3 separate regions of the Mus musculus genome follow, and all the other regions are linked to region 3. The links are chromatin loops, found by intact Hi-C in ENCODE. Cell type or tissue: left cerebral cortex. All regions are shown on one strand.

What was found. Hi-C counts contacts between places; a loop is a spot of excess contacts. Peaks named below come from ENCODE experiments on the same cell type or tissue, not always from the same donor. Only the 100,000 strongest peaks of a DNase experiment are listed, where the experiment ranks them.
Region 1: it touches region 3 in a loop (2.4-fold over the local background); 3 of 42 quality-filtered maps call a loop at or near these places.
Region 2: a loop joins it to region 3, with 2.1 times the contacts of the local background. A loop is called at or near these places in 2 of 42 quality-filtered maps.

Annotation. Positions count from the first base shown.
Region 1 is chr1:80,377,685-80,385,684 of GRCm38, reverse strand. It overlaps the pseudogene Gm6189. Among named protein-coding and RNA genes, the nearest start is that of Gm39667, 41 kb to the right of the region's middle. In left cerebral cortex, no CTCF peak of the experiment used is centred here; DNase peaks (open chromatin) are centred at 1,310 and 4,777.
Region 2 is chr1:80,336,426-80,344,425 of GRCm38, reverse strand. It overlaps Cul3 (cullin 3), which reads left to right and starts at 3,736. Exons shown (of 16, transcript NM_016716.5): 1 at 3,736-4,180. The coding sequence starts at 4,115. It overlaps Gm39667 (a long non-coding RNA gene), which reads right to left and starts at 3,513. Exons shown (of 2, transcript XR_865570.2): 1 at 3,276-3,513; 2 at 1-3,198. In left cerebral cortex, no CTCF peak of the experiment used is centred here; DNase peaks (open chromatin) are centred at 3,727, 4,097, 4,615, 4,829 and 2 more places; H3K4me3 peaks cover 3,050 bases; H3K27ac peaks cover 2,130 bases.
Region 3 is chr1:80,500,096-80,508,095 of GRCm38, reverse strand. It overlaps Dock10 (dedicator of cytokinesis 10), which reads left to right. Exons shown (of 56, transcript NM_175291.4): 54 at 2,375-2,475; 55 at 2,633-2,771; 56 at 6,270-7,028. The coding sequence ends at 6,389. Among named protein-coding and RNA genes, the nearest start is that of 1700016L21Rik, 58 kb to the right of the region's middle. In left cerebral cortex, a CTCF peak has its summit at 3,149; DNase peaks (open chromatin) are centred at 2,966, 3,971, 6,118, 7,314 and 1 more place.

The sequences.
Region 1 (8,000 bases), 120 kb after region 3:
ATCCCTTTCTTTCAATCCTACATCCCAGGTTTTGGTCTATGCCTTTTGATTTCTCACATTCATTATTTTAACATTGTGTTCTGTAGCCTCTTTTTTGTGTCTCATTACCTTAGAAACCCAGTATTCGGTAAGGATTATTCTTTTGTTTGTTTGTTTGTTTGTTTGTTTGGTGTGGTGATTGAATTATGCTTGGAGTAGGGTGTGGTTCTATGGGGAGGTGTGGCCTTGTTGGATTAGAGGTGTGTCACTGTGGAGGCGGGGCTTTGGGGAAATGTATATATACTCAAGCTCTGCCCAGGGTGAGACACAGTAGTCTCTCCTTGCTGCCTTACACTAGGGAGGTAGAGGAAAGCAGATATCTGATCTAGGCCAACCTGGTCTAGAAAGAGTCCCAGTGTAGCTGCGAATACACAGAAAAACCCTATCTCAGAAAGAAAGAATCCTCTTTCTCTCGTGTCTTAGTCCTCCTTCAGAGAAGATGGTGCTCCCCAGGTCAAGGCCGTCCGATGGTCACAGCTGGGAAACCCTGAAGGCGCTCCGCAACTCCAGCAAAGGCCGTCTGCACTACAACCAGGATGTTTTGGAAGAATGCAGATCTCTCCCCAAACTATCTTCTTACTCTGGATGGGTGGTAGATCACATTCTACCCAACACCTTACGCCACACTCAAGAGAATGGTCCTTCCTCGGATAACCCATCATCCTCTGGATCTGCTTCAGGCCTGTACCAATCCTCACTACTCAAGTCTCCTGTCAGAAGTACCCTACAATCACTCTCACCCTCAACATCGAATGGAACCCAGAACACACATGACTCCCGGTTCACAGAACCTATTGCACTTCAGTCCTCTCCAGCGATCAAAGTGGAAGGTTGTATCCGAATGTTCGAATCGGCATCTGGAATAAGAGCAACAGAGGGCCTGACGAAGTGGCAGGAGGAGCAAGAAAGGAAGGTGCAAGCCTTCTCAGAGATGGCATCCGAACAGCTAAAGAAGTTTGACGAGCTGAAGGAGTTGAAGATGAATAAGGAGTTACGGGACTTAGAGGAAGTGATGGAGAAGAGTATCAGAGAAGCCCTGGGTCATCAGGAGAAGCTGAAAGCTGAGCATCACCACAGAGCCAAGATTCTCAAGCTAATGCTTCAAGAGGCAGAGCAGCGGCAGCGTGAGAAGCAGGCAGAGCAGGAGCAGCTTCGAAAGGAGGAAGGCCAGGCCCGTCTGCGCAGCCTGTACACCCTGCAAGAGGAGGTCCTGCAGCTCAATCAGCAGCTGGATGCCTCCAGTCAACACAAAGACCTGCTGAATGTGGACCTGGCTGCCTTCCAGACCCAGGGCAACCAGCTGTGTAGCGTCATCTCCGGCATCATTTGCAGCACTTTGGAGAGTGGCATTCCCACGGCCGAGAACCAAGCTGAGGCCGAGCTGGCCCTGCAGGAAATGCAGGACCTCCTCTTGAGTTTGGAGCAGGAGATCACCAGAGCCTCTGAAGTGAAGAAGAAGAACGAGGAGGAAGAGGCCCAAGTCAAGCGGCAGGAGTCACAGATGCAGCAGGGGCCAGGAGTTCCCACCCAGAGCTCTGCACCCAGCCCAAGCCCAACAGGTTCGCAGAATGAAGACCTGCAGGGGAAGGTACAAGATAGTACACTGCAGTGGTACCAGCAACTTCAGGATGCTTCCGCCAAATGTGTGTTGGCCTTTGAGGACCTGACCAGCAGCAAGGACAGTCAGACGAAAAAGATAAGGACGGATTTGCGGAAGGCAGCCACCATTCCAGTGAGCCAGATCTCCGGCATCTCAGGTTCAAAGCTGAAGGAGGTCTTTGATAAGCTCCACAGTCTGCTCTCGGGAAAGCCTGTCCAATCTGGAGGGCGTTCCGTGTCTGTCACTCTTAACCCTCAGGGGCTGGACTTTGTCCAGTACAAACTGGCAGAGAAATTTGTGAAACAAGGGGAGAAGGAAGTGGCCTCTCACCACGAAGCGGCATTCCCCATTGCGGCGGTGGCTTCTGGTATCTGGATGCTCCACCCCAAAGTGGGAGACCTCATTCTTGCTCATCTCCACAAGAAGTGTCCATACTCCGTTCCTTTCTACCCAGCTTTCAAGGAAGGGATGGCTTTGGAGGATTATCAACGGATGCTTGGCTATCAAGTTGTGGATTCCAAGGTTGAGCGGCAGGAAAGCTTTCTGAAACGCATGTCTGGGATGATCCGTTTGTATGCCGCCATCATCCAGCTCCAGTGGCCATATGCAAACCGGCAGGAGGTTCATCCTCATGGCTTAAATCATGGCTGGCGCTGGTTGGCACAGATCTTAAACATGGAGCCTCTCTCAGGTGTAACAGCCACTCTCCTGTTTGACTTTTTGGAGGTGTGTGGGAACGCCCTCATGAAGCAGAACCAGGTCCAGTTCTGGAAGATGATACTTTTCATCCAAGAGGACTACTTGCCCAGAATTGAGGCCATCACGAGCTCAGGACAGATGGGCTCTTTCATACGTCTCAAGCAGTTCTTGGAGAAGTGTCTGCAACGCAGGGAGATTCCTGTCCCCAGAGGCTTTCTGACGCCCTCCTTCTGGTGCTCTTGATGTCCTTTGTCGCACTGTGTGGGAGGAGGGGCAACAATAAAACAACTGAGATAGCCGGTTTGAAAGAATCATGTCAGATTGAAAAAAATAAAATAAAATAAAATAAAATAAATGAGACTGTCTTGTTCCACACAGTATTTGTGAGGGCCAGTGAGACAAGAGGTTTGAAAGTACATCACAAATACTAAGACACTTTATACAAACAAACTAATGAACAAAGAAACCTTGTAAACTGTTTTGGCTGTATTATTTGTAACATCTGGAGAGTAGAAAGAATCGACTGCTGAATGTATGAGTAAAATGTAACACTTCAGAATATTATCTAAACATAAAAAGGAAGGGAGAGCTGATTTGTTGCTACATAGATGAAACTTGATTTTTTTTTTTTCTTTTTCTTTCCCTCCCCCCCCCCCCCCAAGACAGGATTTCTCTGTATAGCCCTGGCTGTCCTGGAGCTTACTCTGTAGACCAGGCTGGCCTTGAACTCAGAAATCTGCCTGCCTTTGCCTCCTGAGTGCTGGGATTAAAGGTGTGTGCCAGGCTAAATGAAATGAGAACATTACCCTAAGAGACATGCTGGAGCTGAGACGAAAGGATGGACCATCTAGAGACTGCCACACCTGGGGATCCATCCCATAATCAGCCTCCAAACGCTGACACCATAGCATACGCCAGCAAGATTTTGCTGAAAGGACCCAGATATAGCTGTCTCTTGTGAGGCTATGCCGGGACCTAGCAAACACAGAATTGGATGCTCACAGTCAGCTATTGGATGGAACACAGGGCCCCCAATGGAGGAGCTAGAGAAAGTACCCAAGGAGCTAAAGGGGTCTGCAGCCCTATAGGAGGAACAACAATATGAACTAACCAGTACCCCCGGAGCTTGTGTCTCTAGCTGCATATGTAGCAGAAGATTGCCTAGTCGGCCATCTTTGGAAAGAGAGGCCCCTTGGTCTAGCAAACTTTATATGCCCCAGTACAGGGGAACGCCAGGGCCAAGAAGTGGGAGTGGGTGGGTAGAGGAGTGGGGGGGGGGCGTATGGGGGACTTTTGGGATAGCATTTGTAAATGAAGAAAATACCTAATAAAAAAATTAGATTTTTTTTTTTAAAGAGAGACATGCTGGAGCAGAAAAGCCATGGTTGTGTACTACCACTTATATAAACTGCAGGAATAGGTCAGTATCCAGAGAAAGACATTCAATTGGTAGTTATCAGGACCTGGGAAGGAACCCATGAAATTGCTGCTAATTGCTACAGGGTGCCAAAAAGGTTCTGAACAGAGATGGCAACACTAGCTACAACACCTTCAAAACATACCCATAGGCATGTGCATCATAAAGAGAGTTTTAGCTATAAAACGCAAATATAACATGTAAACATTTAACTCTTGTCATCATTTGTGAGTCACTTGTTTCCAGTTTAGAGATATTTTCCTGAGAATATAATAATTGTTTTTGTTCATTTGTTTTTCATAAACAAAGAAATCTCTCTTTTTAGTGCTTAAGGGTTGCCCTATTCAGCTCCTTAACAACTGGTATTTAAAAGACAGCAGGGGGCTGGACATAGCTCAGTTAGGGAAATGACTGTTTGCAAGTGTGAGAACCAGAGCTTCCTGTGCAGAATCAACGGAAAAGAAAAACCACACTTTTTCACACTTTTTTTTCCTGCGTTTTTTTTTTTTTTTTTTTTTTTTTTACCCAGAAATCTGCCTGCCTCTACCTCCTGAGTGCTGGGATTAAAGGCATACGCGACCATGCCCAGCTTCTTTTTTCTTTTTATTAGATATTTTCTTTATTTACATTTCAAATGTTATCCCCTTTCCTAGTTTCCCCTCCGAAAATCCCCTATCCCCTCCTCCCTCCCCCTGTTCCCCAACCCACCGACTCCTTCCTGCTTTCTGGCCCTGGCATTCTCCTCTGCTGGGGCACAGAGCCTTCACAGGACCAAGGATCCTCTTAAGATAAATCATCGAAAGACTGTCAGGTGTCTCCTAGATGTGGTGGACAGTATTAGCTTTCTCAGGTTCATCTGTGTTTTCTGACTTTCTTAAAGACACATCAAAGATGAGATCTTTTTACAAGGGAAGAAAGAAGTCGCTTGCAAATAAAAACTCTGTCACTACCGCAATTCACTTTTGCAAAATGGTGTGCTCCCCCTAAATAAGCCCTGCTTCCATTCCATGAAAGTTTAGAAAGCTTGATCCGAACACAGTGGACGCCCACGGGCAGTTCAGAGAACATCCTTTAGAAGCCAGAGATTTGTTAAGTCATTTCTACTGTTTAACTAGCTTTTTCCTTTTTCAGCTTTTGGTGACCATAAGGGACTCAGCCTAAATAACATAATGCTTTTAGAAAAATGCTCCTTTTTTTTCCATTTTATAATGAGATTTTAAAAATAATTTGTAATTAGGACATTGCATGCAAACAGCAGATGACTAAGTTTTTTTTTTCTTAAGAAAGCTGAATATTTTTGTTTATGCAGTTACTTACATTAGTAAGATCTCTATTTTCTTAGAAAACAAAAAAGTTTAGTCTGTTGTGTGTACAAATAAAAGCATTGCAACCCCAGCAAATGGCTGACTGACCCTCCTTGGGGTAAGAAAGAATTCTTCCTCCATAGACTCTTAACTGGAGCATCGACATCCAAAACATTGACTCACTTGGGTTTCTAGTCTACTGTTCTCAGCATAAAGACTGTATCAGCTCTACCCGGTCTCCAGTGTGCCGACTTTCCCAGCAGACCCCAGAACTTGTCAGCTTCGTTAACCACATGAGCCAATTTCTTATATCTGTTTAGGGGTGTGTGTGTGTGTGTGTGTGTGTGTGTGTGTATAACATGTAAATGTCCTATGGATATGAACACTAATACATACTAGAAACAGAAACATATAACTTCAGAAAACCCCAGAGCCCCAGGTCCTGTTGTTCTCCAGTTCTTCAAAGTGGCCTGTAGTGGCTATTCCTGGTTGTCAACTTGACTATATCTGGAATGAACTACAATCCAGAATTGGAAGGCTCACCAGTGATCCTAATCTGGAGGCTGGGAGATACAGGTTTCTGACCTGGATCTTGGCATGGAGATCTTGAGGCATAGTGGCTATGAATTCCAGAAGATTAAGACAGGGAGATCTCTGAGTTCAAGGTCATCTGGGATTAAAAGCGTGGTGGCACGAACCTTTAATCGAGACCACATTCTGTTGGAGAGCTATATAAGGACATTGGAAGAAGGAATATTCATTCTCTCTCTTGGCCTGCTTGCCTGGTGGGACTGAGCGACTGCTAGATCCTTGGACTTCTGTTCGCAGCTGCTGCTGACTAGTGTTGGGAGTTGGACTACAGACTGTAAGTCATCAACAAATTTCCTTACTATATAGAGAATACCCATAAGTTTTGTGACTCTAGAGAACCCTGGCTAATACATGGAACCCCCTGAAAAGCATACTAGGGCTGGGTAAACATTTGCTCCATGCACCTCACTATTCAACACCACTGAAGCAGCGCAGGCTAGCCTCGGCTTCCCACTTGTTTCACATGTTCTTTAAAAGAACTTTCAATTTGCCATGGAGAAAGCATCAAGTGCTTACTGTGACATGTGTTAGTTGTGTATGAAGTTTGCTTATGAATAAATGAGTATGCTAGACCATGTGTGAAGAGATTAACTAATAATGCATAGCTTCTTAGCGGGGGACAAGTCTCCCCAACTCTGGTGAATGATGGATGTGTTCCTGCATTGAATTGTAAATTTATACATCAGCCTATCAAACGCTGGGGCAGAGGTATTAAACCTGGGCATTATTGTTTTCAGTTCAATTGTAGTTAACAAAAAAAAAAAAAAAACAATTTTTAATAAACCTAAAGGCAGACATGCCTGGCATTAGAGTGGAGAAACAAGGATTTAAGAGTAATTGTCTGACTCCTAGGAAAGCCAACGACTTTAGGAAATGCCTAGTAAATCAGTAGGTTTTCTTTCTACAGCCTTAAAGTTCAGGCAGTTTCACTGCATAGCCTTGAACAGGCTAAGGATGATCTTGGTCTACAGATAAGAATGTGAGGCATTTGTAGGCTTCAGTCATTTTAGAATCTAAGATTCCTCATCAGGGTGGCTCTACTACTTTAAGTGTTTTTTGTATTATATTCATCTTCTGCTGCATAGCCATAAGACAGAGTTACATTTTATCTAATACAAATGAATTGTTTTCAAACCCATGAGTTACACTAGTGTGCTCTCTTAGTGTGGCTGTGCTATTCCTGCTCAAAACGATGCCTCTTCTGGACATCCATCATCCTTCATGATAGCCTGTCTAAATTCGAAGTAGCTAAGTAGAGAGCCACCGTCCCCCCCACCCCCGCCCCCATACACCTCTTTAAGGCATTACCCATAAGTCTCTGGCTGAAATGACTTACATAGGGCTTCTTGGAGAGTTAAGCCCAACCTTATAAGTCATAGGCAGCTAGAATCAACACAATGAACTTTATTTTTAATATAAAAGTCTTTATCCCTATACTTGCCTGCATCTAATATTTGAACAATTTCTGTGGCCCCCTAAAGGCTCCTGAATTTGTAACCCTAAAACAGGTGTTTACTACCAGGGTTTTGGGTTTATTCCAAAATAGCATTGGATAGGAAGTACAAGCAGATAGGGCAGGAACCAGCCACTGTATTCTTATGGCAAGGCTCCAATTTTGTCAACCTCTCTGTGATTAAGACATCCTACCTTACTTTCCTGGGGGGGAGGGGGGACTCAAATCATGCAAGTCTCAGGTGCTGAGACTTGCAGGACTGTCTTGTCTGGGATCCTCTTCTCCATCTTCTCTCTCTCATTTCTTTCTTTCTTTCTTTCTTTCTTTCTTTCTTTCTTTCTTTCTTCCTTCCTTCCTTCCTTCCTTCCTTCCTTCCTTCCTTTCTTTCTTTCTTTCTTTCTTTCTTTCTTTCTTTCTTTCTTTCTTTTATTTTTTGAGACAGGGTTTCTCTGTATAGTCCTAGCTGTCCTGGAACTCACTTTGTAGACCAGGCTGGCCTCGAACTCAGAAATCCACCTGCCTCTGCCTCCCAAGTGCTGGGACTAAAGGCGTGTGCCACCACACCCGGTTCTCTCTCATTTCTCTGTATAGTACTGGCTGTCCTAGAACTCACTCTGTAGACCAGGCTGGCCTTCACGAACTCAGAAATTAACCTGCCTCTGCCTCCCAAGTGCTGGGATTAAAGGCATGAGCCACCACTGCCTGGCTCAAGGCAACTGTTCTGGGTTTTTTTGTTTGTTTGTTTTTTTGTTTTTTCGAGACAGGGTTTCTCTATGTAGCTCTGGCTGTCCTGGAACTCTGTAGACCAGGCTCTGACCTGGAACTCTGTAGACCGGGCTGACATAGAACATAGAAATCTGCCAGCCTCTGTCTCCCGAGTTCTGGGGTTAAAGGTGT
Region 2 (8,000 bases), 160 kb after region 3:
ACCTGCTAACCTGAGTTCAAACCCCAGAATCCACATGAAGGTGAAGGAAAGAACTGTGTCACTCAGTCCTACTTTGATCTTCACACACACACACACACATTATGGCTAATAAGTAATTAAAAAAACATATGGGTGCAATGCCAATAACTGAGAATTTATATTCTGCCAAGATATATATATATATATATATATATATATGTGTGTGTGTGTGTGTGTGTGTGTTTATGTTTTATTCACAAAAGATTCACTTGGTGGAATAAACAGAACACTGTCTACGTCAATGATGAAGTTTCTAGAATTGTCCACCAGATTATATTTAGCATGAAAGTATGATGGAGAAGGGGATGTGTTTTTATGAAGTGATTAGGTATGTGGATTTTTCTTTAGTTCAAACTGCTAACTTTATTTTGTCCTCTCATAGGTGTCATACTTCTTGTCTCAGGACATAAAAAGAAAAGGTAGACAGTAAAGTCTTTATAGTCAATTTTTAGTGGTTGGTTTGCTAATTTGTCAGTTTATTCTGATTTCCCTCTGATTACATGGCATCTTACAATTTGATGTAAACACACAGTTACCAGGCATCTGAACAACTTTTGACCTGAAATAGTTATAAGGAGACAAAGAAGTAAGAACTAGCTCCGTCATGAAGGAGTTGGGACTCTCTATTTGTCTTTCTAATCTGAAAAGCATAGAACTTCCCTTCTCATGGTCTTGGTCCATTCAAAACCATAAAATTCTAATTGAATTGCTAGGCTGTAAGCTGATTTAATAACTACTATCTTTACAATCAAACACGTGAGTCTGCAGCAGTGATTACAATGGCTTGGTTTCCTGGATACCTAGAGACTCATGGCCAAGAAGTGGCTGCTATTCCCTTTCATAGGCTCTTCATACCTTATGGTGCTTTTTACAGTCTGGGACTTAGATGAGGGGCTGGCTCACCCAGCTGCCTGACCTGACCTGCCTGACTGCATGTCCTCCTCTGGATAATGGAACTGAGGCCACTGTTTCCCTGTGTCAGGACACTGTCAGCAAGAGTAGGAATAATAACTGTCAGGCATGCAAGATCTAGTGTGTTTTCATTGCACTGTGCTTGCTCTGCTAGGAAGGTGGCTGCTTGCACAAAAGATAATTATCTGAAAGGTCATCTTCATTGGAAGTGAGGGACCACCATGGGGCAAAGAATAGTCTACTGACATAGAGGTCTTTTCATATATATTTTTGAGGATGCTGCTTCCCTAAGAAAGAAAACAAATCTCTGATTTCTGAGGTGAAGCACACAGAAAATTATTGCTTAGTTCAACTTGGGACTGTGGTTCCTAATTTTGTGATATAGAAAAGGACTTTTATGTTCTATGATGGTGGGTCTCAACTCATTCATTTATTCTAGTACTTCACATCTATACTAGCAATTTAGTAAATATTTGATTAAACAAATGAATGGACAAATCAGCAAATTTCTCAATGAGATTAATTTTGAAGCATTTTTTGGTAGTTTTTTGGTGGTTAAAATCCAAACAGTTGATAGTGATTCTTTTAAATGCATTTAAATTTTGCTTAAGTAACACAAACATGGAAATCTGTGTTTGTAAAACAAATGAAAATAGCTATATAGTTTTGCAAGTGAATAGCAATAGGTCATAAGGTAGTTAATTCCTCTATTCTGGCTTTGGGTGGTTTCCCAAGTTCATGGAAAAACGAGAAAGATTAGGGCAATGCACTGATTTTCATAAGGCTAAACCTTTCAATGTAGAATAGTTTTTGTTATTTTTTAAAAAACTTGCAAATAAAGCATCACCTTCATAAGACTCCATGAACTTCTGAAACACCTGGAACATGGCATTTAGAAAGGAAGCTGTGGAGTGTCACATTACAATTTTACACTTTTACTATTCACGCACTTATTCACCACCAAAAGCAACAAAACAAAAAACAAAACAAAACAAAAAAACCAAAACAAGATCCATGACAGCATTATAACTAAAAATAAGATTTTTAAATCCTCCTTCATAACTGTGTGCATTACCTGCAGTCAAGTCAGTCCTTCCTGATATTCTTATATCCAGGGTTGCTTCTTTCTCCATACCCACATGCATCTTTGACTGCATATTACAAATACTATTGGCTTTTTCTCATGAGAGAGAACATGCAGTTCTTTCGGGAAAGCTGATAAAGTGGCAGAGCTTAGATTAAAGCCAATGGCTTAAAATGTATATTGTAATAAGAAATAGAGCCATATGATAGGACAGCCAATAGAAAAAGGTTTTATATCCTGATAATTATGGAAATGGCAATCAATTAGCATACTAGTTATAAACAACTATGCATCACTCACTATATTCATCAGAGCCCTTCCTTGTTTTACTTAACCCATTCTTGATATTTTATTTTTAGCTTAACTCTCTAAGCTTAGTCATTACAAATAATTTAGGGTCAATTCAACCATAAATAAACAAGCTTTATCAAGTTTTCCCTTTTGGAGGGCGGGGGTGTGTGAAGGGTGTTCAAGACAGGGTTTCTCTGTGTAGCCCTGGCTGTCCTGGAACTCACTCTGTAGACCAGGCTGGCCTCGAACTCAGAAATCCACCTGCCTCTGCTTCCCAAATGCTGGGATTAAGGTCATGGGCCACCAATTTCAATTGTAGGTGCTAATCCCAACAACAGTTCACTCAAAATGGGAAGATCCAAAACTGGGAGAATCTCAGATTTCCCAGGGGCGTTGGAAACAGCAAATGAGCAAGTATGCAAGGTAGATGTAGGATTCATACTGAATTAGAAGCCAAAAGCAGTCGAATTGGACATTTCGACTATAGGATAAGAGTCCCCGAACAAATAGAAAAATGTCTCCAAACCTACAGCAAACTTAATTTCACAGTGCTTTTGGTTTTAATGATCTATACTGTTCTTGGAAATGGTCGTATGTTTAACACAATATTGTAGTATATTAGGCATTTGTTTTATTTCGGCACAAACAAAAACCGGGTTTTAACATTAGTGGGCTCTGGATCCTCCAGAAGGTATCAACTAATGAACAAACCCAGGAGCTTGTACAGTGTAAGAAGGCCGGGTTGATTCTGAGGCGCTGCAACACCTAGCTAAAAACAGGACACTGGTTTCGCAGTCTGCAGGTAACTCAAGCACAAACCCTGCTTTCAAGTTTCTGGCTGGGCTCAAGTACCCATCCCTAGGCCACGTGCCCTAGAAAAACACAGGAGCAGTTCTAGGACGTAGAACCTTCCTCCTCGCACCCCACGCCCTTTCCCAGGACTACCTACCTACTAGGGCCAAGCTCAGCCCCGCCAGCCCACAACACAACACTCCCCTCTCCCCCTTCCGGAAATTCCCCCGCCCACTACCCACGTGACCCACCACCTTCGCGCTCCACCAATCAGAAGCCACCTCAGCCTACTGGGGTCTCCGACGCTCCTCTTTTGAAAACGCAGCCTACGTCTCCTGCACCAGGCCCCGCCCCCCAGGGCGCTGACTACGCCCATTCCTTAATCCACCCCTCTCCCCCCTCCCCACCACGTTCAGACCCCACTTCTCCCTGCGCCCTCCCTTCCCGGGCTTCGCCCCACCCCGCCCCCGACCGCGCGCCCGCCCCGATCTCGCGAGATCTGACGTGCCCGCCGCGGCCTCCCGCCTCCCCTCCCGTCCTCCCGCCCCCTCCCCCATCTCTCCACTCTCCGCTCTCCTCCCTCCCTCCTCCCCCCTCCACCCTCTGGGCCGGATCTCGTCTCGCTGAGGCGGAGGAGGAGAAGGAGGAGGAGGACGTTCGGCCTGCGCAGTGAGATGTTTGTCCGTCGCCGCCGCCGCCGCCATCGCGGAGGAGCGCGATAAAGGGAGCCGAGCCCGGCGCGAGGGGAAGCCCGCGGAGCCGCCGCGCCAGCGCAGCCCCCGGCCGAGCCCGAGCCGCCCGAGCCCGAGCCGCCGCCCCCGCCGCCGCGGCCGCCCAGGGGCCGGCCCGCCGCCCAGCCCAGCCCGGGGGCCGCGCCGCCGCCCCCCGCCGAGCCCCGCGGCTGCCCTCCCGCCTTCAATGTGACACCGGCGCCTCCGAGTGCGAGCCGCAGCCGCCGCCGCCGTCAGCGCCGCCGCCGGGGAGGGGCCGAGCACCATGTCGAATCTGAGCAAAGGCACGGGCAGCCGGAAGGACACCAAGATGCGGATCCGGGCCTTTCCGGTGAGTCGGTCCTCGGCGCCCGGGACCGGGAGCCGCGGCCCGGAGCCGCACGCGAGGCCGGGGCTGAACTCCGCCAACAGGCCGCAGCCGGCCTCCCCTCCCCCCACGGCCGCCGCCGGTGGCGGAGCGCGAGGCTTCCCGGCAACGGGGCGGCGCGGGGCCGGGTCGGCCACCTCCGGGGCCGTTCCCCGCGCCCCGGCCGCCCCGGGGCCTCCTTCGCTCGGGCCTCGGGGGCCGCGGCCCTGAGGGGATGCGCGCTGTGGCCGCCGCACCCGTCGCGTGGGGCGTGTGTGTAACTTTTAGCGTGCGGTTTCCAGAAGGAGCCGGCTCGGCTTTTACGGCGGTGGGGAGGACTGTCCACCTCTGCTCGACTCCGTAGTCAGGGGCGGTCTTGCCATCCCACTGCCCCACTCACTGACAGAGATGCTAGAAATGCCCACTGGCAAAACACTAGGAGCATAGTATTTATAGCATCCTTGATCCTGCAAAGCTTCCTAAGCGCTTGACCCACTCCGGTTCAGAATCGCCCCTCCACTTCTTGGAGGGCCAGGCACAGCTTTTCCGTGTCTTAGTCAAGGAGGTCCCCAAGAATAGTTGCCACTCAGACTTGTTTTACCTTGTACGTTTTTAGCGACAGCAAACATTTGCTCTTCAGAAACTTTTCCTCTTGGCGTTACGTTGAGTCATAGGCTTGCGGTGTTTAGTAGATGGAGTAGTATGTAACTTTGGATGTCATGCCTCGATCAGATAGCCAGTGGCAGGCAATTAAAATGTCCTGTTGTAACAAACTGGACGTACTTGCTCGTGTCGCTACAGTGACAGGTAAATGTCAAATAGACAAGCCATCAGTGGAGCAGAATTGTAAAAGTAAAACGGAGGGAGGTTGTTTTTCCCTTCTAAGACTCATAAGCATTCTGTCGTGTGGGAGGGGAAGGGGGCCTTTGTCATCACTTTTTGAACAGGCTTTTCCTGAAGTACCCTTTGCTGTGAGGAATGAAAGACCACGATAGTATTGTCTGAGTTAAGTAACTTTGCCTTGGAGAACTTGAGGGCCTCTGAATTCCTCATCCCAAAGAAGTGTACAAGCGATGCAGAATTGTGACTTTGCAAGGGACATATTGTCAGCATGTAAAAACTTGCACCTTTATGTAAATAAATGGGCTCTATGTTAACATGTAGGGTATAATCAGGAGGACGAGATACTTTAATAATAATTGCATTATGAACGATTTTTTTAAGTAAATAAGAGATTACACCAGAAAGTGAGAAATGCTAGAAACACAGTGCCAATAAAGGTAACTATTATGTTTTCCTTTGTAATTGGACAGTGAGCCAGGTTTATGAACTTGAATAATTTCCCTACCTAATCAACCACCCAAGTGATTGTCAAATCCACATCCTTCCCTCTTTTTTTTTAAGCGAATTCAGACATGGTTGTTTTTTATGTTTTAATTTTTTTTTAATCAACTATGACACTGATTTTTCTAGGAAATATTTACTCTTGGTTCTGTTGTTTCTTTGTTGTTTAGTAAAATGTGAAAGAGCTTATATTTGACCAGTTAATATTTTTCAGAGTAACCGGTTCTACCTTTATCTGTGTTTGCAGCTCTTTGACCTCTAGGTTTCTCTACTTGAACCTGTTTTCCTCTCCCCATATACTGAGTACTGTATGCAGGCACTGTTTATTCCTAGAGCTTTAGGACTTAGCAGTAGATGTGAAAAAGGAAAAGATCAGTGGTTTCTGGAGCTAGCATTAGGGATTAGAAGCAGGAAGAGAATTTTGTACCATTAGCTGAATGAAGATGGTATTAGTGTGTGATAGGCTAGTACTAAAACTGAGATTTTTGTTTTGTTTTTTGTTTGTTTTCCAGTTCATAAGTAAATAACCATAAGTTGTTCCCATTGAAATAATTGGCTATTGTTGAGGCTAAATAATGCTCCAGTGATATTTTATTGAGTTCTGGGAAGTGAGTCCATTAGGCTGTCAGAATTGCTTTCATTCAGATTAGATGTCTTGTATATAAGTACAACCCACTTGGATTCTTAGAAGTTAAAATACATAGTATTTCATACACAAAAAATACCATTTATGTTTATTACATGTGTGTATTCCTACAACTGTTATGTGTTATACTATGTGGATATGTAGTTAGCTATAAGTAATGGCAGTTGCTCATTTCAGGTTTTTTATAAAATGGATGTATAAAAGGAATGAAGTAAGTTTAGACTTGTTTGATTTTTCATTGTACAATAGTGGTAAGTTAACTTACAGAATATATTTCATATATAGATGAGTACTTTATCAAAAAAGTACTTTATTAAAGTTCTACCAAATCAGGTTCTCTTACATTTTTAGTGCATATTTTAAGTTTGCTTTCACATTTTTAAGCAGAATAAAAGTTACACCACATTAGCTTAACTTATATTTTAAGTTTTTTCCCCTCCCTCAGTTTAAACCTACAAAATTTATTTACAAGATCAAATTTTTCTGTATTTTTAACTGTTGTCAGAAAAAATCCCTTAATTTTTAGACTTCCCTTCATTATGTAGCGTATAGCTTATTATACATCTTTCTGTTGGTCATTATTTTAAGAAGATTTTTAAATTACGCGTGTGTTCAATTGTACATATGAATGCTGAAGGTACCTGCAGAGGGTGGAGTCAAATACCCTGGAGCTGGAATTATAGGCCCTTGTGAGCTACCCATTCCAATGCTGGGAACCAAAATTCTGGTCTGCTGCTGGAGCAAGGGACACTTTTAACCACTGCACCACTCTCCAGCCCCTATTGATAATATTTTGAAATTCTTATCAAACTATAAGTTGGAGCTACAGAAGATTAATAAGAAGGGAGTTTGGTTGTGTATGGATTTGAGCTAAGTAATTCCTTTGGAAAAGATATTTTCCTTTTTCCACATGTTTTAATTCATACATTCTCAGCTCTGTATAGTCCATTGAGTTAACCTTTCTCTGAAAAGCCATTCCTCGTCGTATTGTCCAGAATTTTTGTTCCCATGGGCTTTAACAGGCTCGATTGGAATTGAACATGTGATTCTTGAATAAAAATGCTATCCTTAGATTTAGGAGACACTGAAAATCACTTCTACTTTCTGACCGTTCTCTTAAAAGTGCTACCATGGAGTTCTAGAAGTAATGTCAGTTCATAGTTTATACAGCTTGCTAAATCATAACAGGGACAACTCTTGATGTAATCTCCATGATTGTAGATGAATTTCACCTGTGCAACATGGTCAGCAAATGGTGCCTACAAAGTGACAGACAAAAATGTTAAGATCATTCATGACAGACATTAGAGCATGAAGAGATGAGGACTTGGGTATATAGTTGATGTTTCTTCTATTTCTAGCTACAAAAGTATTTGCCAGATTTAAGGGACATCTTTGATCTTCATGATAGGTTTATTTCCTGGAGAAGGTACTTGGTACAGAGAAGTATCTGGACTGTATATATAGGAGAATAACAGTTTATTCACACAAAGCCAGGAATTAACTGTAAATCTATTTTCATCCTCTGTTTCTTACAGAGAAATTATGTAGGAAGGTGTATCAAAATGTTGCTTACACTGAGACTTATGCTTTCGACTTAATAGCAGTTAATGTTTCCTTGCTTTAGAAATTAGAAAGCAAAAGAGAAAAAGGAAATAAAAAGCATAATATTAATTTTCATCTTTAAAATTTTTTTATGTACATGAGTGTTGTTGCCTCCTTGTATGTCTCTGCATCATGTATGTGCCTGTTGCCCTTGGATGTCAGGGGAAGGCATCAGATCCACTGGAACTGGAGTTGCAGATGGTTGCTAGC
Region 3 (8,000 bases):
AATAAATATGTCAAAACCAGATTTTTAAAATAATAAAAGAGAAAGAAGGAAACATAAAGTCTTAGATAAAATCAGACCAGCAGCAATGCCTTTCCCGGCCGTGTTTGACCTGTACCAAAAGGAAGACTCATTGATGCTGGTGCTGATATGCTCAACTCTTGCCCGTTTCTCTTTTCTGTGCCCCGCTGGTTGGCTCAAAAAGACTGAAATAAATAGACATGTTCATACTGAGCATTAAGGCAAGACAAGTCAGCAGCCCTGGGCAGAGTTGGGAGGAGGATGAGCCTGGAGAATCAAAGGGCATGTAACACCAGTGACTATGCCCACTGTACTACAAAACTCAGTGTCCAAGGGCATCTGACTCGGATGCAACATTAGCTCCCATCTATCATGGTTTCCTTTCTGCTGCTGCTTTATTAATATTAATATTGATTTTCTATTTATAAATTATTAATTATATAAGTTGTTAAATTTATAATTAATGATTGATAATTAATATTAATAAATGTTGATATTTTCAAGATATTATAAAATACCTTGACAAAAAAACAACCTCAGGAAGACAGGATTTATTCCAGCGTACAATTCCAGTGATAGTCTGCCATTGTAGGAAGTCAAGGCAGAAACTTCACACAGCCAGTCACACCACATCTACAGTCGGGAGCAGAGAGAAACAAACCCACACATCTTCACTTGCTTGCTTGCTCAGCTTGATTTCTCTCCTCTACACTTCAGGAACACCTGCCTAGAGAATAGCGCCGCCCACTGTAGGCTGTCTTCCCATGTCAATTCACATATGGAGATAATCCTGACAGAAAAGCCCACAGAGGAAGCAATCCTTCATTAAGACCCTTTTGCCAGATGATTCTCACTGTGAGGTTGAAAATTAAAGCTAATCACCACACTTTCCAAACCCATACCCATATTAATGGGTTATATCACTAAGAGAAATGAACCCCTTCACTCATGCGCGTGCATGGGAATAGAAGCTGGTATTGTAAAGCTGGGGGCAGGGGATGTATCTCAGTGGTGGAGCACATACATATCATAGGCAAGGTCCAGGGCTCAGCCTCCAGCACTGCAAAATAAAATGAGAAGAGAAGAGAAAAAAAAAAGAAAAGGAGGAGGAGGAGGAGGAGGAGGAGGAGGAGGAGGAGGAGGAGGAGGAGGAGGAGGAGGAGAAAGAAAGAAAGAAAGAAAGAAAGAAAGAAAGAAAGAAAGAAAGAAAGAAAGAAAGAGAAAAAAGAAAGAAGAGAAAGAAAAAGAAAAAAGAGAAAGAGAAAAAGAAAGAGGAAGAGAAAGAAAAAGAAAAACAAACAGAAAAAGAAAAAGAAAGAGAAAAAGAAAAAACAAATAGCTTAGTTATGCATTTATTCAGCAACTCTGATAAATGCTTCCTTGGCCCAGATCTTGGCAAGGCTTTCAAGTGGCACACAGAGAAACATGAAATGCTGGGCAGTGGGGTTGGGGGTGCTGGGGAGGGGGCAGTGCACATACCACTACCTCTGTTGTATCTTTTCCTAACAATTATGTGTTTGTTTTACTGCTAATGGAAGAAAAAAAATCAAACGCTGGATGTCAAAAATTACTAAATTTAACTTCGGTGAAAGTATTTAAAAGAAAGGACTCCCATTTTCCAAGTTGTTTTAGAAATGGCACTCAAGAAGTAGGTGAAGGCAACAGGAGACAAGAGGGACTGTGTGTTGTGACATTTCCTGGGGACCGTTCAAACACCCGTTCATCCCAGACAGGGACCCAATGGTAAAAGCTAGTAGTGATCGTATCAAAGCCCAACTTGGCAAGCAGTAAGGCTCCTTGGATTGCTTACTGGAGTGTGCGTGAGGAGTTACTCACAGAAGCATGCATGACTCAGATGTCCCCAACACAGGTGACAAGTCACATACACTGAGTCTCTGGAGCTCCCTGCTCAACTTGCAGCTAGTCTGCTCCGCAGGTTAGGGTCTCTTTCTTCCTTGCAAGTGTTTGTGCTTAGGAACAACCTCCAGGAGGCATCTTGTGAAGCTCTTCAGCTTTCTGGGACTTAACAAGGTTTTGTTTATTTTCTAAGTCTCACCAGCCACCTCTTCCTTTGGGGGTGGGGATGTTTCAATGCAAAGAAGTCGCAGCATCATAAGATGACACATGACTGAATTTGACAAGGGGAACAAAAAAGGCCAAACTCTAGCGCATCTAATTAGTGGCTTATTGACCCTTAGAAAAACAAGTTTCAGCAAGAATACAAAGTGGTAGATTACAGTGTAGTGTGAGGGTGCCAGAGTACTATGTGACTGGTTAGAAAACTGACCCTCTCCTTACCATGGAAACGACTCATAAAGAAGAGGAACCAGGCTCAGCCAAATCTCTTCTCCCATAGGTCAATGCTGGGCCAATGGCTTATGCTCGAGCCTTTCTTGAAGAAACTAATGCAAAGAAGTATCCTGACAACCAAGTTAAGCTACTAAAGGAAATATTCAGGTAAGACTGGAATGTTCCTCTTTTACCTACTTCATACAGAAAGGCATGAACACCATTCAAGGCGGCAGTCTACCTACCTGGCTTAGGACCCAAAGTCACTGAACCCAGTGCCTGTTCCTGTGACTGGATTTTAATTTGCTTAATGTTGTGGTTAAAGGCAATTTGCAGATGCGTGTGGGCAGGCTCTTGATGTGAATGAGCGTCTCATCAAGGAAGACCAGCTGGAGTACCAGGAAGAACTGAGGTCCCATTATAAGGACATGCTCAGTGAACTGTCTGCCATCATGAATGAGCAGGTGAGCCTCCCCTGGTGTGACCCGCAGTTCCTGGCTATTGCTAGCGGACTGCAGAGTCTTTCCTTAGTGCACTGTTCCTGACATCAGCACTGTGGTGTTGAATTTCTCTCTCCCTGTGTACAACAGCCCTTGGCCCAAAGCACAGAAACACCTACAGAAAGAGAATATGAGAACTGAAAGGCTTTCCACAATTTTACAGGTATTTACCCAAACCATACAGAGTACTGGCTCTCTAGAGTGTGTAGGTCTGGTTAGACACTGAGAAGTACAAGGTGGATAACCCACCCCAACCCCCATTAAGGCCTGCTGCCACTCCATCAGTCCCTTGAGGAACTTAATACCGAAGATATGGGGTGGCATTTCACATTTTTGCCACTAGGGGCTTCTATATCCATGCTCAGAGTGAACCTCAGGATTTCCCATGCTCCCATGGGTCTTTAACCTTGAAACTTCCTTAGAAGATGCTGGACCACAAGCAGAGGTCCGCAACTATGAGAAAAGGGAAAAAATAGATAGAGATAAATAAATAGAGAGATAGATAATAGATGATAGATAGGTAGATAATAGCTAGTAGATTAGATAGATAGATAGATAGATGATAGATAGATAGATAGATAGATAGATAGATAGATAGATACATTGATAACATCATATATGATATATAACAAACTCTACTCCATAATCAAGTCGTTCGTGATCCTGGTTATATATCCACTGTATTCTGTATGGCTTGCATGAATTGTGACCATTCAAGAATGACAGTATTTTGGAGGCACTAAAAGCAAGCAGTTGAACATCAAGTGAACTTCCCCAGCCTGCTTAGCAGCATCCATCAACTCTCACACTCTACTTGGGTGGTGATCTGTAGCCTTCCCAGTAACGAGATATCACTAGTTTCATATCGGTTCCCTCTCCTCCCCCTAATGACCTAGTACTATCACCACAGAGTAAGGCAAATGCTGGGACTTTCCAGCATGCCGGATCACATGTCTGATGCTTTCCTTCTTCCCTGTCTTCTTCTGCCCACTCCTTTTAACACTCCAGAGTAGCTCAAGGAGGAAGGAATGGTAGGCTGACATGATGGAAAGAATAAATCTCTGTAGATAGGATTCCCAACAGAGATTGTGTTAACTCGGGATTTCTGAGAGGTGGTGGGAATTAAACATTTTGGTGGAGCACACATGGGAGACATTATTAAATCTGAGATTTAAATGAGGAGAATGGATATAAATGCTGGGAAACCACACTTGTCTCTCACTGTAAGCCACGCCTGGCCTTGAACCATCTGGCAAAATATTTTTCTCTCTCTCTCTTTTTTTTTTCCTGGCAGCTCTGTCGTGGTCCATGTCTATACAGCTTCTGCGCCTCTGTGTCTAGCATTTCCCTCAGTACTGTGAGCAAAAGTGGTACGTCTTTCTCTTTGTACGTCTATCCTGTCCTGCAGCCTCCTGTCCACCCACCTCTCCTCATCACTAGCCCTGTGCCCCAGTCAGCTTTGGTGGCTCAGCTACTGTTACGTCTTCATTGCCACTTGAAAACGCGTCATGTTGACAGCTTAGCTTTCAAAAAGAAAACTCATGCTCCTTCCTCTCCTAAATGTATTTTTGAGCTCTTTCAATTTTTCAAAACAAAGACCCAAAATGTTTTCATGATACTTCAAAATATAAAAGAAAAACACAGGCCAGGTGTTGAAGAGGAGAGAAATAGAAAATGGTTGTTTTATAAAGGAAACCTTTAACAAGAGAAGGAAAATTTGGCTCTCTGCTTTCTGAAAAACCAATCAAAGCGAGCAATCTGAAGGGTTACACCAATGTCCTTATTCAGTAAAAGAAACACATCTGTTGAAGAGAAAGGTGACTTTCCTGCTAGTCCTTGTCACACAGGTGACTTGATAATGGAGTATTTTCCTTTGTCTGAATGTGAACGTGCGTACTACAGAAGAAGAAGCACAGACAACTTACCAGCCTAGCTTGGAAAATCAGAAATAATTTGAACCAACTGCCATAGAAACAGAAACACAAAGTTAATTACGCCATATGCACTCCCCCCCCCCCCCAGGGCCAAGAAATAACCATGTTGTTAGGGAGAAACACTCATTACGAGAGGAACCAGGATCATGCCTCTAACATACCTGTGGTCTCAGCACTTGGGCATACAGGAGAACAGGAGCCGTTTGGGATTTCCATCGACTACACAGCAAGTTTGAGACCAGCCTGAGATACACGAGATCCTTTCTCAAAAAGAAAAACAGGATGAGAACAGCTGGAGAGGCCAGGGAGGTGATTTGTTGGTTGAAGACTCTTGCCTGAAGCCCGATGGGACCCACGTGGTAGACAGAGGGAACAGACTCCCCCAGGCTGTCTTCCAGCTTCCACATGCAAGTGTCACATGTGCATGCATGCCCATCCATGCACTCATTTAAAAAAATAAATAAATAAAAACAGAAGAAACAGAGCCAAATGTTGGTGTGTAAAATGGAGATGTGGAAAACAAGTACTTTGAATTGGTAGTGACAAGGCACCCCTTCCTTTAATAGGCAGCCAGAAATTCAGTTTCATAAACAGCCTCAAACCAAATCCATGAAGACCTTTCCTTGGCTGGGGCCAATGGAACTCATACAAGCATGCAAATGAAGCATAAATATAAGATGCTCTTTTGGAACTGCGTTTCAACTGAGTGAGGATGGCAGCAGAATCCAGTCAGCTGTGGCCATGGGGATCCAACTTAAAACACAGAGGCAGGAGCAGAGCCATTCTGTCCTAGTGCCAGAAGAGTGAGATGTGAACGGGGCTTGCTGTCAGACTCGAATACACTTTAGACACATAATATGCAGGATCTTGTAACCCTGACCCGAGGAAGGGTGTAAGGCGAGCATGGGACACTCAGATGCTGAGCGCTCTGGGATAGGACATCCGCACATCAGAGTGTGTGAGGTTAGTGAGGAAATCATAGCAGAAAACAAATACCAAATCCCTTTTGTACAAAGATAAACTTCAGGATGGGCCTGCAGTTTCTGTAGGGCTGTGGCTACTGTTTGCATACGGCTATTGTGATGCAGCTGACAACGTGTCATGTAGACATATTGACATTATTTTCGGGTAAGTCAGATTGATTTGCTTGTACTCCCATTAATGCCAACATTCAGGTGAGTTTTCCAACGTTTTCCCCCTTAGGGTCGATGTTAGCAATATAAATTATAAATTTTTTGACTGAGATGCTGGAATTAATCAAATACATTTGTAACCACTTAAACATTTATGAATTCATATCTTGACAGTCAGAGTGTGGTGAAGCTACTTTGAACATCCCCATAGCAACCAGCATATGGGCTTTGAAGAAAATACTCTTCAGAACCACTTTGACTAAGATATTTTCCAAACTTACTAACACCCCATTGGGAATGAGGCACTGTTCTGGGTTTTAATTCTGTGTTTGAGAATATGAAAACTGATCTCTATTTGTTTTTATGTCTATGTATTGTATCTGTCTTGCTTTAAGATTACGGGCAGGGACGACCCAGCAAAGTGCGGAGTGGAGCGACCCTACACCACACGTGTAACTAGCAAGGGGACCGCGGCTGTACCTGTGGTCTCCATCTCATCCAGTGCGGAGGTTTGAGAGGAACCCTGGAGCATCCGATGCACCTCTCAGAGAACTCTCTAAATGTTTTGCAGCTAATCTCGGGGAAGAAAAAGATAGATTTAATTTATTTGAAGTTTTTACAGTGTTAATCTTGTTTACCTTGCTAGCTTGGGAATTTTGCCAGCCTCTGAATTTGCACATTTTCTATGATTCCTTTGTTTCCTTGAAGTAGTATTGATCAAGCCACGCTAAACATTTGTTCTGAAATTCCAATGAACGTGCAGCTTAAAAGCAAACTGAGTTTGCTCTTGGGTGTAATTTGTTCAATTCCAGGTCCTTGTACACGCATTTTAGAGGTCAAAGTGAATGTTTTTATAACATTTAAGCATATTTCCAATGTAAATAGAAGATTGTAAAATATATGGTTTTTATCACATTTCAAAGAATGTTTTTAGTTGATACTTATGAAAGTACCAAAATTATATGGGTAACGTTTCAGATGTTATATTAAAATATTTGTGTATGTGTAAAAACTGTTGATAAATACTAATCTCTAAAGTTTGTGGACTACCTTTATTTGTAATATATGTGCTTTTAAGAGCAATGGGATGTGAAATTACAAAAAGTATTTTGCTGTTGATAATATGAATAAAAACACAGTTACTTTGCACTTGATTTCCTTTGGGGAGTTGGGTTGGTAGGGTACTCACCTGACATGCGCAAATGCCCTCAGCCCTGACTGATCCAGACATGGCAGTGACACCTGCACTCCCAGCACTCAGGAGGTGGAGACGGGAGGGTGAGACATTTAAGGTCACCTACAGCTACTTAGAAGTGAGGGGGCGGCATAAGTACCTGAGAGGTGGGCGAGTTGCTGCTGTGAGTGGGGTTTCTTGGATAGCAATTGAACCATTCATACTCTGTGCTTTGAATGCCTACCAAAAGCCAAAGAGGGACCAGAGACTGAGCCTGGAGAATCCTCTAGGGAGGAATTAAACACACTGAGGATTTCTAAATATAGGATATTAGAATGATTTAGGATCAATACAGACCAGAATCTAGATGACTGTCGCGGCTATCCATACAAATTCTATTTCTGCAGTCCATAAACTTGTGGTAGGATTGTACTTTACTCTCTCTTAGGGGGATAGCTGGGACATGTGATTTGCTAGAACCACTGAAATGGGAAATATAAGCTAGTGACCAAAATCAGTTTAGGTAGAGTCTGAAAAGCCTAAAACATTCCTAGTCTCCAGGTAACCACATTGAGCCAGACATACACATAGCCCACATAACACCACAGCTCATACTGGGTCACAGAGAAATACAGTCTTGAGAGTTAAGGTGCCTTCCACATGTGCTTTCTGGCTTGCCTCTGTCATCCCCAGGCCCTAATCAACCGGTATCAATTAGGAGATGTGTGTGTGTGTGTGTGTGTGTGTGTGTGTGTGTGTGTGTGTATGTGTGTATGTGTGTGTATATGCATGCATATATATAATGTATGTGTATATGTCTGTGTGCCTGTGTGTCTATGTGCCTGTGTGTCTGTGTCTATGTGCCTGTGTGTCTGTGTCTGTGTGTGTATGTGTCTGTGTCTGTGTGTGTATGTGACTGTGTGTGTATCCTAACTGGAACTCATATGCTTAA